2 separate regions of the Homo sapiens genome follow, and region 2 is linked to region 1. Evidence: read pairs that join two places in POLR2A ChIA-PET (ENCODE). Cell type or tissue: PC-3. All regions are shown on one strand.

Region 1 (8,000 bases):
CACTCCCCTCAAGCGATTCTCCCACCTCAGCCTCTCGAGTAGCTGGGATTACAGGTGTGCGCCATCATGCCCGGCTAATTTTTGTGTTTTAGTAGAGACGGGGTTTCACCATGTTGACCATAGCTGGTCTTGAACTCCTGACCTCAGGTGATCCACCCACCTCAGCCTCCCAAAGTGCTGGGATTACAGGCGTGAGCCACCGTGCCCGGCCCAGATTATTTTTTAAAACCTCTGGTTTTGTTTTCGTCAGTATGATGCCTTATTGATATATTTTTGCTTTACTGACATTTTTGGTTTGCCCTCAGAAGATCCCTAAACAACTGAGAACTGGATAGAGAGAAGCACAAATACTACATTGAAGGTATTATATTTAATACTTAATGCAAAGATCATATTCGTATTTTATGTCGGCTTTCATACTTCTTTTGGGGAGTGTTACAGGAGGAGACCATGTCGTTTCCCTAAAGAAAGCAAGTAGAAGTGTGTTATCTGGAGCCCCCTCCCCAGATAATGACAGGCTCGCTGAGGCACACCTGCTCCTTGTCCCAAAAATGTTGTAAGAGCTTTTCTCCAGGAGTGAAAAAGCTTCACCCGACTTTACATGAAGACGAGCACCTCTAGAAAGGTGAAGGGATAGTCACGAGCAACAAAGCACACAGTGGCATGTCTCTAAAGCAAAGCCCACCGTGGTCTGACTCCTTAAAGGAGGAGGGAACTGTGAGATAAGTTACAGGGAGAGCTGCTCCGAAGCCGCCCCTCATGGACACCCCTCCTGAATCACTGCACAGATGCCTGCTTAGTTCTTTGCTTATCATCGTTATTTTAGTCTTCATCATCATTCTTCAGCTTCTCTGCGCTTTTAACATACCATGTTGGACAAACTATCCATTGTTTTATTTTATTTTAGAGACGGCGTCTTGCTCTGTCACCCAGGCTGGAGTGCAGTGGCGCGATCTCGGCTCACTGCAACCTCTGCCTTCAGGTTCAAGTATTCTCCTGCCTCAGCCTCCCAAGTGGCTGGAATTACAGGCGCCTGTCATCATGCCTGGCTAATTTTTGTATTTTTAGTAGATATGGGGTTTCACCATGTTGACCACACTGGTCTCAAATTCCTGATCTCAGGTGATCCACCCACCTCGGCCTCCCAAAGTGCTGGGAATACAGGTGTGAGCCACCACGCCCAGCCAATATCCATTGTTTTAAAAGTCACTCTTCCTACTAGAAGAGTAAAACAGCATTTTAGAAACAATAATTTGATAAAATAGTAGCAGCAATGCATCTCACGTCTTTCAGGGCCATTGAAAATGTTAGTACTGTGGAATGTAATCATCTTTCAGACTCTCTATTAGAGGTAGCTAAATAATTCAAAAAACAAGATGAACATAATTAGAATTCAGTATAAAATGTGTGCTTTCCCATTAAAGAAAATTTTGTTCAAGGCCTAAAAACAGAAGGAAATTATATCGCAGTTATGAAATGTTACGTCTAAAGTTCATTGTGTCAAACTGGCATACCTAAAATAGGTGGGAAATGCCCCTGAATCCACGGAGAAAAGAAGTATCAGCTTCTCCCAGCCACGCTAGGTGGGGTAACTACAGGGGGCGATGGAGCTTCTCTGCAGTGTTTTTGTTAGCTCCTCTGTTTATGCTCTTGATATCCAAGAGCGTGTCTACCCTGAACTCCTACTCAAATATGTTTAGCCTTTGTTGTATTGCTTCCGATTTCTAAGTGATCCCAGTTCACTCTTTCCCATCATTTTTGGGGCATACTTACCTGTTTCACCTGCCATCTCCATGCCTGGTCACCTGAAGTCAGTGTCTGCAGACCCTGCTTGGGATGGTCTCTGCACTCCTAAGGTGAGCTAGCTCCCTGCTCACCCTGCCCTGCCCTCAACGTCCTCTCGGGCATCTCCCGGCAGCCATGAATGCTCCAGAAGCATTCTAACTCTGCACTCTGTTTCCTCCAGCCTGGGGGCGGGGGCAGGTGAGTGATAATGACCATCACTGTATTTGACTGGCAGTCTTCACACCGCAGGGTTAAAAAATTATTTTTACTAAAATATGCCTGCCTATTCAAGGCTGCTCTTTAAAATAATACATAAGTCCTTTTTTTTTTTTAAATCCTTATTTAAAATTCCTCCAGAATAGGACAACTAGATGACAAGGCAAAGAGGAGCTCTTGAATCTTCACCTGACCCCACTGCCCTCCCCCGAGGAGGGGCTACATCCTTTGGCCCCAACTCCAGAGTTCCAACAGCAGTGAGGTGGCAAGTGCCCCACGCTCAGCGCGGCTAGGAGACTCTTGCTCTCGATTTGTATACGATCATGAAATGAAGCATCTGTCCACACAGGGCAGGCCCCCAGAGGGCCTATGGTGAGCAGGCAGTATCAAGATTCTCTCTTCCCTGGCCTCCTGCTTAAGCATTGCTAGAAGTTTCTTCCCGGGAAGGATGAGGAGTTTATCCAGGCAGCGCTGACAGCCAACGGCAGGACTGATAAAGCCTGTGGCTGGCTTTATCAGTAACACAGCTAAGACGACTTTAAGAGCCCATAAAAATGCTAACAAATATTCCTGCTGACCAACGCATTGCAGCAGTTTCACAATCACAAAATCCTGCCGGTTTATTGGGATTAATTACTAACTAATAGTTAAAATGCTAAAGTTTATGAATGACTTTAAAAAAATACAAATTAGTGTGGATTCAGGGCTATCTTTCACTTAGTAAATATTTATTTGGCAGCTTTTACAGGCCGAGTCCCCCGCCAAGGGCTGGGGCGACAGAGCACCATCTCCCACTTACGCGTATGGAGGTCTGCTTTCTTGAGTGGGAGAGAAAGAAGTGGGGTTTTACTGGGAACTGCGCCCAACCCACAGCCTGATTTATCTGTGCCGCAGCCTGCAATCTAGATAGGCCCCATGGGAGTGCGTCTCGTGTATTTTAGGGGGAAAATAGTTGGGAATTGCTGCTTTACAGAGCTGGGCTTCAGATTCTTGGCGCAGAAGGGAGCCAGCCAGTCCAGATAAGGAGCGGGAACTGAGGTTAACATGTATTCAAGACTGAATTCCTTCTCAGTCCCCGAGCAGTAGCTCCAGAGGGTGACAGCCTCTGCATTACTGCCCTCGTGGTCTCTCCCCACCTTCTTGAAGCTGCCCTCGATGTCAGTTTCAACCTATTTTACTGGTACAGAAATATGGAGGAGTGAGGGGCCAACCCAGCACTCAGTGACTGACACTGCCGGCCCCCACGCTGTCCACCCCACCACGGGCACTGCCACCCTGCCTTCTGCTCTGGTCGGTTTAGTCTGTAGAGACGTTATCAGCATAGCACAAGCTAAAAGGTCCCCCAGGGAGGCCAAACCAAATCAGGTCCTTGATTTAAATGACGATTTAAATCACTCCCTGCTTCATCTGCAGTAATTTTGTTTTATTAGATAAAGCGTTTGTGGGAAGAAAAGGAAATATTTAAGGTTTCCTCCCGCTGTCGTAGGCTAGTTAAGTGTAAACAGAAAAAACCTGTTGGGCTGTGCTGAGGCATTGCACACAATTTGTCATGTGCATCTCCATGAGGACAAAAACACACATCCAGGCAGGCTTCCTCAGCAAGAGAAGTGCCTCTGAGCATTTCCTCAGGACAGGACCTTTCTACTGAAGATCCTGCGGAGGGAGGAAGTTCAGAGTTCATGCCAAACCTGACCCCAGGATCCAGGCAAAGACGGTTCCCTAAGGACACTACCACAGAGACAGTGACCCTCTCATGACGCTTCCTCAAACATGATTGCACACACTCCACACTATTTTCCTACCGAGAAACCACCAGGTGCCTTCCTAAGCTCCCACGCCTGTTGGCTGCAGATCCTGACCCACAGCATGGGCAGAAGCCAACAGCAACCTCCTGCGGCAAGGATCCCAGTGTGCTTGGAGCTGGAGAGGGCCGATTCGGAGGATCCCAGAGTCCTACAGGGGCTTCAGACAGGAGATTCCGAGGGGGAGTAGAGCTGTGAGCACAGGGTATCACTGACCAGTGAGGAAGAGGGTGTTTTCCCCACGGGATCCCGAACGGCACAGTGTCAGTGTCTGCTCAAGGAACCATTAACCCCAGGGATGCAAAAGATCTACTACTTATGGCTGGAATACGGAATATTCAAAACCAGATGGACAGTTAGGTCGATAGATAAGACAGATAGATAAGATTAGAGAAATAAGATAGATTACATTGATAGAGATAGATTTAGACAGACACAAATACTTTCTTTTTGTTCAACTGTTAATCATCCAAACTACTTTTATCTCAAAATGAAATACAGCAAACCCAGTGAGCAAAGGAGGATGGAGCTGTAGGGGATCTTTATTTTTATTTAAATAGAAGTTTTTTCTCCCTTGGGGTTTTGTTTATCTGTCCATACACATCCATAGAAAAATATTATTCTTAGAGTCCTGAGGCTGTTCACATTTGTTTGCACAGACTTTAAAGGGCAAATAAAAGACAAGCAGAGATATTTTTCAGACATACTGTTGTACTTAGATGATGTGTTTAGATCCCTCCTTCTAGTTCAGGAGCAATTTGTTCATTCATTACTGTCCAAAAAGTACTTTCAAAATATTCTACTAAATTTATCAAAGATAATTTTTTTTTTTAAAAAAAGCTCCTAACTTCTCAAATAAACTCGTACCAAATCCTTTCCAATAGCCACAGTAATACTCACATGACACTGAAATGACCCTCAGGACACCAGGGGCTGTGACAAGAGTAAGTCCCCAGAGTAAGGCGGGATTCTGCTGGCATGGCCCGCTCCCACAGCCTCCTGCCCACATCCAGCTGTTCAAGCAGGCACGAGGCAGGACTGCGAAGCTTCCTGAGGTTCTTGAACACTGAGGATCTGGAGCATTTGAGAACTTGAACTTCAGATCCCTCAAAAGAAGGTTCTGCAAACTTTCTGGCTACTTAGCAGGGTGGCCTTTACCAGCACTCAGTTGCTATCCTTGTCCCTGCCTCCCGAGGTGCCTCCACTGCTGCCAGCCTCCCCCACCCCAGCCTCCATCCACACCGCTGCTGCCAGCCTCCCCTCACCCCAGCCTCCACCCACACGGCTGCCACCAGCCTCCCCTCACCCCAGGCTCCACCCACACCACTGCCGCCAGCCTCCCCCACCCCAGCCTCCATCCACACCGCTGCCACCAGCCTCCTCTCACCCCAGCCTCCACCCACATGGCTGTTCCTCCAGGTAAGCTCTCTGGATGACCCACAGGAGAATCACTGGGGCGCTGGCGAAAACTGCATTTTTCAGGGGGCAGGTTTCATCATCTCTGTATTCTATCCCCAGAGATTTCATCCTAAAAATGTCATAGGATCGTATGACTATCTTGTTTCAAAGTCTCCACTCACTTCCTGTTTCATAAAGAACAAAGTCCTAACCCCATTACAGTGGTCCCAATTACACCCCAAGCTACATCTCCTGCCAGTTCTCATCCTCCTGAATCGCAGCCTCTTATTCTGGTCACACACAACCATTTCACTCTTTTTTTTTTTTTTCTTTTTTTTGAGACGGAGTTTCGCTCTTGTTGCCCAGGCTGGAGTGCAATGGTGCGATCTCAGCTCACCAAAACCTCCACCTCCCAGGTTCAAGCGATTCTCCTGCCTCAGCTTCCTGAGTAGCTGGGATTACAGGCATGCGCCACCACGCCCAGCTAATTGTGTTATTTGTAGTAGAGACAAGGTTTCTCCATGTTGGTCAGGCTGGTCTCAAACTCTTGACCTCAGGTGATCCGCCCGCCTTGGCCTCCCAAAGTGTTGGGATTACAGGTGTGAGCCACCAGGCCCGGCCTCATTTCACTCTTCTGTGCACTTATGTATGTTGTACCCATGGACATAGAATGTTCTTCCCTCTCTGTTTGACTGGAGAACTCTTCCTCACCCTTTAAGTCCTGGCTTGAATGAACACTGTGCAGCCTCCCATTGCTATCTCTGTGCCCCTCAGCTGCCTGAGCCTCCGGTATCGGCACTTCTGGCCCCGCAATGTTACATCCTCTTTACATCACTGCTGTCCCTAGAAGGACCCCCTAGTCGTGCGTGGCTGGGGTGGCATTCAGCTGACAAGGTTGAACGTATGTGCTGAGCTTCTACGAGGCACCCTGTCCTGTGATAGGGGCTGAGGATACAGCAAAGAACAGACCTTAGTTCCAGCCTAACAAAGCTTACAGTATTGTGGAGAAGACAGACAAAAAATGTAACACCAGATACTAACGTAACCCAAATCAGGAGGCCCTGACCTGGTCTAGGGGTCAGAGAATGCCTCCCAGACAGTACTGGCATTTACCTTTGCATTTCTAGCACAGCGCCTTGCACTCTGGAAGGCTCTGAGTCAGTTTTCTTAGGTGAAGTGTCACTCAAATGCTAAAGACCCTCAAATATTCAGCCCAGACCCCTGGACCCACAGACCCAACTATTAGACATCTCTTACTAGTGTATCCCACAGACATAGGAGCCCAAAATTAAACATATTTCCTCCTAAATCACTCTACCTACCCAGATTTACGGCCTCCATAAAAGGCACTGCCTGGCTGACCACACAATCAGCCTGGAAGTTATGAATAACTCTTCTCTCTCTTATTACATCCTGTGCCCAAAGGATTGTCCCAGCTCTGTTGATTCCGCCTTCTGGATTCTGACCGCATTATTTCCTCTCCATCCCCCCTCCACCGCCACTGCCCTAAGTCAGTCCTCATCACTTCTCATTTTGACCATTTTGACCCAGGTCCCAGGAGTGATTTTTCTAATGTACAAATCTGATTCTATCACTTCCCGGTCACAATCTCCAGTGGGCTCCTTCTTGCCAATAGGTTAAAATCTAAATTCTGCTGCACGCTGTCCGGGATCCTCGATAACCTGGCCCTGCCTTCCTCTCCACTGCCCCCCCGCTTCCCCGACCTGTATGTGCGTCAGGACTGAACCTCTGCAGTCACGATTTCTCCAATGATAGACCACGGCCTCTCTGGGAATGGGGCGGGCCCCCTGGACCTGGGTCTACTAGCATATGGACTCAGACCTAAAGATCAGGGTGCCTGGTGCATCTTACTTGGTAACAAAAAAAGCCAAATCAAAATGTTCTTGTGTTGAAAGGGGCACATTATCTGCACTAAAACATACCCTGCATCCAGTTGCAAACGTACAGTAGGAAACTCTTGGGAGCCAAGAAGTGTCCTGTATTGTGACTGTGGTGCTGGTTTCATGGGGTTATGCATCTGTCAAAACACACCGTATCGTGCACTTTGAGTGCAGTTTGTTGTACATAAATTATACCTCATAAAGTTATTTAAAAAGTTCCCTCTGTCAACACTAGCTTGCATGGATTGTCATACTGTCACCTAAAATGCTCTATCCTTGCCTATCTGCATGTAAATCCTACTTTTTTTTTCACTGCCCCCAAAGCCTTTCCTGACTCCCCCACGTAAACGTGACTGCCACTTCTCTTGTTTCTCATAGTTTCAGTCATCCCTCCCCATCCTTGGTGGTGAAGCCTCCTAATTCCCTTGGTGGGAATTTGTAGTTAAGGAACTTAACACTTCATAGAAATAACAGGCTATGGGTGGTGAGGTCTCCAGGGACTAGAGCACAGAACTGTCTTCATTCTGGTACTCCCTGCACCCAGGAAAGTGCTGGGTATAGAGTAGGTGTTCAATCAATATTTGAGGAACAAGGAGATGGGAAGATCTGGAGTTGATACACTCAGTACATTAGGCTTAGCTGATTCTTACTTGAGGAAGACAGACTGAGCTATTAGTAGTGACTTCAAATGGGATAGGGACAATCTTGCAGTAACCTTGCTGGTGAGAAATCTAGGAAAACCCCAGCATCTGTTAAAAAGTCGCTCTTTGATAACTGCTGTGTCCCCGTCCCAAGGTAATCATTTTAAAGTCAAATAAAAAACATGTATGATTTGGATATTTCAAGTCTCTTTTTCAAAAGCACTATCTCTGTTTATGAAACTGATGAGCTGTGTTGC
Region 2 (8,000 bases), 660 kb after region 1:
TACCGAGAAGGCCCAGCTGTGTTCCTTGCAGTCACTGCCATCCCCTGCCCTCCTTCCCACTCTGAGCAAACCGCTTTTAACAACACAGATTGGCCGGGTGTGGTGGCTCACTCCTGTAATCCCACCACTTGAGAGGCCAAGGAAGAAGGATTGCTTGAGCCCAAGAGTTGGAGACCAGCCAGGACAACATAGTGGGACCCTGTCTGTACGAAATAAAAATAAAAATAAAAATAAAAATTAGCTGGGCCTGGTGGTGGCGCCTGTAGTCCCAGCTGCTTGGGAGGCTGGGCTGGGAGAATCATTTGAGCCTAGGAGGCCCAGGCTGCAGTGAGCTGTGATTACGCCACTGCACTCCAGCCTGGGCCACAGAGCGAGACCCTCTCTCAAAAAACAAAACAAAAAACAAAGAAAGCCACCAATTTGTTTTTATTGTTATGTACTTTTTTGGAATCCTACAGTTTGAACTCTTTGTATCTTACTTGAATTCAGCATGGTTGTGAGATTCATTCATGGTACGAGCAGCAGTTTCATTGCTGTATAATTTTCTTTTGCATGAGTATGTGGCAATTTATTTTTCTAGTCTTTTCTTAGTAGACATTTTGGTTTTTGTAGCTTGTGGCTGTTTCGATTAGAGATGCTGTTAGCATTCTTTTGCTGTACAGTTGCACTCATTTTTGTTGGGAATTATTGGGGGAGAAGATAGGTACGTGTTTAGTTTTAGTAGGTTCTTCCCGTTTTCCTGTATGGTTGTATTAATTCACACCCCACGTGGCATTGCGTAAGTTCCAATTGTTCTGTATCTTTGACAGCACTTGGTATCGCCAGTCTTTCATATTTTTCAAAGCTCGTTTCTTTTTTTTGAGACACAGTCTTGCTCTGTCGCCCAGGCTGGAGTGCGGTGGTGCGATCTCCGCCCACTGCAACCTCTGTCTCCCAGGTTTAAGTGATTCTCCCTGCCTCAGCCTCCCGAGTAGCTGGGATTGTTGGTGTGTGCCACCATGCCCAGCTAATTTTTTTTTTTTTTTTTTTGTATTTTTAGTAGAGACAGGCTGTTACTCAGGAGTTCCTTCGATTTTTTTTTTTTGTATTTTTGTATTTTTGCCATTTTGGCCAGGCTGGTCTTGAACCCCTGGACTCAAGTGATCTGCTTCGGCTTGCCAAAGTGCTGGGATTACAGGCATGAGTCAACGTGCCTGGCCAAAGCTCATTTCTTTTTAAACTACTCATTTATCTTTCAATGTAGACATGAAATCTGCACTATAATTTTCATTTTCAGGTCAAAATGTAATCATCTTAATCCCTCATATTCAAACAATTATTCCATCAGCATCAGTTTTATGAATTGAGAGATGTTTTCCCAAGTAAAAATGTTCTGGATTTCTGTAGGAATCCGTGTGGAAATGAAACCATTTGCCCTGTGCCACGCAGCACAGGACTGTCCCTTCTCATGTTGATGAGATGCAGAGCAGCCCCGTTCTGGAAGATTCCTTGCAGCCTTGGCTGGCAGCCGGCGTCCGTGCCTCCCAAGGGTTCTTCCCTCTGTCGTTTGAAGGGTTCTTCGTGATGCCACAGCGTGCCCGAGGCTCCCTCAGTGACGAGCGCGATTTGCAGGGGTGGCCCTGGCAGAAAGGGTTGGGAAGGTACAGACCTCCACAGAGACTGTGTGTGCTCATTTCCGTGGAAAAAGGACAAGGAGGCAGCAAAGACAGACCCAGCAGCCCAGGAAAGATTCAAATGCGATTTTACAGAACATCTGCCCTAAGTCAAAACCAAAGAAGGATTCCTTTTTATCAAAACTTCACTAACACAGAACATGAAATTGTTTGGCTCCTCCTGCTCATGGAGTTACAGGACCTAGAAGGCGTGATGGATGGAGGATGTCAAATGCGATTTTCCAGGAATCGCAATCTGTGAGTCAGGGAGAAGCAGCGGAGGGCAAGAGCCAGTTGAAGGAATTTGTTTTTCTTCTTTCCTTCTAGTTGCCTCTTGAAGTGGATTTAACTAAAGCGAAGAGACAAGATCTTGAACCGTCTGTGGAGGAGGCAAGATACAACAGCTGCCGACCGAACATGGCCCTGGGACACCCACAGCTGCAGCAGGTGACCTCCCCTTCCAGACCCAGCCATGCTGTGATACCGGCGGACCAGGACTGCAGCTCCCGGTATGCGGCCTAAGTCCCCTCCTTTCCTCTGCGGCCCCTCCTGTGTCACGGGGCTGCCTCCACTCAGGCCTCCAGAGCCAGCCAGCCGTGCGTGTCCTCCCAGCAGCCGCGGCTGTTGCTCAGGAGCCCGTCCTCGCCGCCGCCCTCTCATGCAGAAGCCTGAGCTCATCCGCCGTGGAGAGCGAGGCCACGCACCAGCGGAAGCTCCGGCAGAAGCAGCTGCAGCAGCAGTTCCGGGAGCGGATGGAGAAGCAGCAGGTTCGAGTCTCCACGCCGTCAGCTGAGAAGAGTGAGGGTGAGCGAGGGGTGGGAGCAGGGCCCTGGGAGGCGTCTGCAGGAGGAAGTGTAGCCGCAGGGTCTTCTGATTCTCTGCGGTAACCCTGGGCCGGCTCCAAACCAGGCCTCGCTGGGACTTCTCTCAAGCTACACGCAGGAGAGATGAGCCCAGGAAATTCAGATATTTAAATCTGCTGTACATTTTCCCGTTTCTAAAGACAATGATTTCTTTTTTCCCCCGTGGAACTAAGTGGGCCTTGATAAAATCTTCTAGAATTAGAAATTTCAGGGTAAAGAACTTTTTTTTGCTTCGAATGCTTTGGCCATCTCTACATTAGAAAGCCTTGGCCGGGCACGGTGGCTCATGTCCGTAATCCCAGCACTTTGGGAGGCCAAGGTGGGCGGATCACGTGAGGTCAGGAGTTTGAGACCAGCCTGGCCATCATGGCGAAACCCCGTCTCTATTAAAAATACATAAAAATTAGCCAGGTGTGGTGGTGCATGCCTGTGGTCCCCCCTACTCGGGAGGCTGAGGCAGAATTGCTTGAATCCAGAAGGCAGAGGTTGCAGTGAACCAAGATCGTGCCACTGCACTCCAGCCTGGGCAACAGAGTGAGACCCTGTCTCAAAACAAAAACAAAACAAAAAAAAAACAAGCCTTGTGTTTCTGAGATATCTTCGAATACAAGGCAAAATTGGGATTGAGAATAACGGGAACTTTTGGCAGATTATTTATCAACTTTAGTTTATTTCAGAGTCCAGATTGAGTGGGAATAGTGATACAGATGCCTTCTTTCTTTCTTCTCTGTCTCCCCACCTGTTCTCTCCTGCCCATCCAGCGGTAGGTAGTCCTTACTCAGAGAGTGGAAACAGAGAAAGGGCTTGTCTCAGACCCATCGAGCTTTTGCCCAGTTTTTCCCTACAAATTGTGAAGCAGATTCACAGAGGACTTGCTTCATGGTTGGTTCATTCATATGCCCCTCAGCACCGACAGGCTGAAATTAACATAAAAACCAAAACAGAACCACTTCCTGTCCTGTGGATATCCTTACTGTTGAGTTATTGCAGGTGTTTAGCTTCTTAACCATTGCAGAAGCTCCCGGGTAGATTGTGGAGGAAGCTGCCCTCCAGGCCTTTCCTGCCCCTTGGCAGACAACCCGAGCCATTGTTATTTTAATCCATTTCACACATCAGATTTTGGCTGAAGATTTTGTTTGTTGGTTTGTTTTCAGACAGGGTCTTGCTCTGTCACCCAGCCTGGAGTGCAGTGGCGGGATCAGGGTTCACTGCAGCTTTGACCTTCCTGAGCTCAAGTGATCCTCCTTCCTCAGCCTCCTGAGTGGCTGGGACTACAAGTGCATGCTACCACACCCGCTGATATTTTATTTTTTGTAGAGGTGGCGTCTCGAATTCCTGGTTTCAAGCGATCCTCCCACCTTGGCCTCCCAAAGTGCTGGGGTTACAGGTGTGAGCCACTGTGCCTGGTCAGATTTTAGTTTAAGATTTTGTTTGAGCAAGGGTTATGGCTGTTAACAAGCGAGCCAGACACTGGATTAGATGGCCTGTGAGAAACCTTTTACTTTTGCTGTGAAAGGAGAAAGAAACTTGTTTTTCCCACTGGTGAGAAGAATTCAAACCACAGACAGATCTGTAGGTAGGACTGGGACTCGGGAAGCTGAAGTTCTTTTTACTGGCAGAAGCAGCGCAGCCCTAAGCGGTGTTGTGCTTCGGAGAGTGTTCCCTCTAACAAGAGGGGAGTGGACCCACGCTCTGAAATCCCATGCAGTGATGTGATGATGACTTGTCCTTTCTCTCCTCTGTGAACCGTAGCAGCGCCTCCGGCCCCTCCTGTGACGCACAGCACTCCTGTAACTGTCTCAGAACCACTCCTGGAGAAAGACTTCCTTGCAGGAGTGACTCAAGAATTAATCAGTAAATACCTTGAAATGCTTGTAAGCTACTGTGCTGTATGTTTCTAGTAGCCACAGAATACCTTTTAGGCGACATAAAAATCCTCATTTTCGTGTGGTTTTGTTGAGGGGGTTCTGGCTGATAGCATATGTCCAGTTCCTCTTTGGTCCTAACCAAAGGGAAGTGTACTTTTAGGGGGAGGGGAGAGAAATTCCAAAAACTTTCAGAAGGTACTGAAGACATGGAATTTCTGAGGGCCAGTTTTTCCAGTGCTTTCTGTGAGAATACTTCATTATTTGCTGATGACGCACTTTTCCTTGACCTCTGTAGAGACTCTTGAAGACAACTCTGAAAAGTGGGCTGTGACTCCCGATGCAGGGGATGGTGTGGTCAAGCCCTCGTCTAGAGCAGACCCAGCCCAGACCTCTGACACATTAGCCTTGAACAACCAGATGGTGACCCAGAACAGGACTCCACACAGCGTTTGCCACCAGAAACCACAAGCAAAATCTGGATCTTGGGACCTCCAAACTTATAGCGCTGACCAACGCACAACAGGTAGCAGAGAGGTGTTTAGGCACAAAAATTAAGGGGAGATCCTAGCTTTAATTCTGGGAATTTTTGAGGAAGGATGACATTTCATTTAAAGTTTGATAGAATCGGGAACTTCTATTAGGGAATGGTACTGCAAGTAGAACAGAATTGATTTAAGAGCCAGAACGTTTCCTTTGGGCTCCTGACTTCAGGTGCAGCCCTTTTCAGCTCCTGATAATAGCAGGAAGCGGAAACGACTGCATGGAGAGCTGTCCCTCCCAGCAGCAGGTCTGTCATGAGCACGAGGCCACTTGGTCTAGGAGAATCATCTGCCTTCCTCCTAACAGTAATTCTCATTCTTGGGCTTAGTCTAAATTAGGATCATTAATATAATCCAGAAATCATTAGCTGTCAGTTTATTTTAAAATTATGGCAGCTACATTTAAGCCATTTTGTCTTCCATAGGAAACTGGGAATCTCATAGGAAGAGCCAGGACATGAAGAAAAGGAAATATGATCCATCTTAACTGAGGCTCAGGCCACATAATTGGACTCTGTCACAAAGGGACTTTGGAAAACTACTTTTTGGTCATGAAATTGTTCATCGCTGCTGGAGAATGAACGTCATTGCGATTTATCTTGCTTCATTCTGAACCTTATCAAGAGGATCTGACTGAGAGCCCACTGCAGTTAGAGCTGAGCACTTTTGAAAAGCTTGTCCATCACTCTAGTAGGGAGAGGCTCTGGACAGATGAATACCTTTTCTTCGGCTTGTGAGGCTTCCCACTATTTATTACTGAACTATTATGTTAATGAAGATGGACATTTTAGGAATCACCAATGGCTCCTTGCCCTCAAGCAATATAGGCCAGACTTGGTCCTAAGCACCTGCCTCAGCAATTGTCTACATTCAGTTGTTTTGCATAACGTCTGCCTTCTTTCCTTTACGGTCCATGCCTTTAATGTTGCCCACATTAAGCACTGTGGATCACGACAGGAAAAAGGTTGGAGCAGTGCTTTTCACTACTTTGTATCAATCCAGGCTACAATCTTCATTTAATATAAATAATTTATGGATTTATGACATTACAATCCTGCATTGTTTCAAGACTGACATTTTTTCCTAAGGAAGGAAATAATCATCTAAGACCACGAAAAAAGGCTGTTTTTTGTTTTTTTTTTTTTTTTTTTTTTTGAGACGGGGTCTGGCTGTGTTGCCCTGACTGGAGTTCAGTGGTGCAAACACAGCTCTCTCCACAACCTCTTGGGCCCAAGTGATACTCCCACCTCTGCCTTACAAAATACAGGGATTACTGGTGTGAGCCACTGTGTCTGGCCAGAAAAGGCATTTTTGAGAAAGCAAATCGTATACCTTATTAACAAAATAGAATATATATATATTGCTTATCTGAAATGCTTGAAACCAGAATTGTTTTGCATTTTTTGAATATTTGTATACACATAATGAGACCTTGGGGATGGGACCCAAGTCTGAACGTGGAATTCACCTGTGTTTCGTGTATATGCCTCATACACATAATTTTGTGCATGAAACAGAGTTTTTGTATAAGAAGATACACTGCAGCTGAAGAGGGCTGGGTTTTTTTTTCTCTTAGGGTCGCTGCATAAACTGTTGTATGCCTGGTGCTTTGCGACTTGTCACACGAGGTCACGTGTGGAATTTTCCACTTCTGGCATCACGTCAGTGCTCAGAAATTTTCTGATCTCAGAGCATTTCAATTAGGGATGCTCAAACGCAACTGTTTCTACTTCCCCATTTCAGGTGTGAGATGTAACCCACCTTGACCATAAATTGGCTTTTCATAGTGCTCAGATGTTTCATAATTCTTCCCCCAAAATAATGAAGTTTGCAGTTTAACAACTTTTTTTTTGAGAGGGGGGGTCTGGCTCTGTAGCGCAGGCTGGAGTGCAGCGGTGCCATCTTGACTCATTGCAGCCTCCGCCTGCCAGGATTCAAGCAATTCTCCTGCCTCAGGCTCCCGAGTAGCTGGGATTACAGACACCCACCACGACGCCCGACTAATTTTTGTATTTTTAGTAGAGGAGACGGGGTTTCTCCATGTTGGCCAGGCTGGTCTCAAACTGACCTCAAGTGATCTGCCCACCTCGGCCTCCCAAAGTAAAAAGTACTAGAATTATAGGCATGAGCCATTGCGCCCAGCCAATTTAATAATTTTTTTAGACGTATTATTTTGGGCTGGGCTGTGGCTAATCTTGAAGCAGTGACTTCCTATTTTTTGGCTCAGACCCATTTGGGAAGCTGTGAACCTGAGATAAGGAAGTCTGAAAGTACTAGCCGGCAGCCGACCGTTTCTATTCCTTTCGAAGTTAAGGAGACAGCAAAGGAGCTCCCAGGAATTAGGGATCCAGTTATAAATTGCACTTAACTCAAAATAGTGCCAGTGAGAATGTGAAGGAATCTTCTGGAAATGAAACCCCACAGCTCAACAAAAGCAAGTTTGGTTTATTTGAATGGTTTCATTAAATAAGTCTACAAAGGTAACAAACTGAAGCACAAAGCGCAATCTTACAAGAAGCGCAACACCCAGAGTTAGTGCAAAATGTACAATTAACGGCTGCTGAGAAACCCCCAAAGTTTGAATTTTTATTTTTATTTTTAACAGTGTACATTGTTAAATAATGTAAGGAAAACATTTATAATTCAGAAAGTTTTTAATGTGGAAAAAGATACTCAAAGTGTACTATTAACACAAAAATAATTTAAACAGTTCAGTAGCACTAGTTCATTCCTCTAGGCTTGTTATTTCATACACAGGAGGATGAAATCAACAGTAAATAACACCAGTTCTGACTTTTTTTGTGTATGAGTGAAAAGATGTCAAAATTATTATTAAACCCAAATAACAAATGATAATGTGCTGCATGAGGCTCCACTGCTCCTCTGGTATAAAGTATGTTTCACTCTTGGGTGGCCCCTTTCTCAGCTACTCAGCCCCTTGTTGGTTCTATCCTTACTCTCTCCACAAGAAATACAAGCAGAGAATAAATAAATCATTTTAAAGCAGGGGTGGAAGCCCTTGCCCTTTTCCTTTCTACCTTTTAAAAACCTTCAGCTCTCATTTGCATATTTAGGGCC

Evidence for each region. Peaks named below come from ENCODE experiments on the same cell type or tissue, not always from the same donor. Only the 100,000 strongest peaks of a DNase experiment are listed, where the experiment ranks them.
Region 2: POLR2A ChIA-PET joins it to region 1 with 10 read pairs; 2 of 35 experiments call an interaction of 5 or more read pairs at or near these places.

Annotation. Positions count from the first base shown.
Region 1 is chr12:1,571,545-1,579,544 of GRCh38, reverse strand. All of the region lies in intron 1 of FBXL14 (F-box and leucine rich repeat protein 14), which reads left to right. Among named protein-coding and RNA genes, the nearest start is that of FBXL14, 19 kb to the left of the region's middle. In PC-3, no CTCF peak of the experiment used is centred here; a DNase peak (open chromatin) is centred at 3,534; H3K4me3 peaks cover 918 bases; H3K27ac peaks cover 1,261 bases.
Region 2 is chr12:910,800-918,799 of GRCh38, reverse strand. It overlaps WNK1 (WNK lysine deficient protein kinase 1), which reads right to left. Exons shown (of 28, transcript NM_018979.4): 28 at 7,348-8,000. It overlaps RAD52 (RAD52 DNA repair protein), which reads left to right. Exons shown (of 12, transcript NM_134424.4): 8 at 1,980-2,161; 9 at 2,317-2,456; 10 at 4,268-4,369; 11 at 4,679-4,906; 12 at 5,348-7,064. The coding sequence ends at 5,409. Among named protein-coding and RNA genes, the nearest start is that of RAD52, 35 kb to the left of the region's middle. RefSeq lists enhancers at 3,347-3,847, 3,848-4,348, 3,755-4,954. In PC-3, no CTCF peak of the experiment used is centred here; DNase peaks (open chromatin) are centred at 4,299 and 4,639; H3K4me3 peaks cover 1,174 bases; H3K27ac peaks cover 4,972 bases.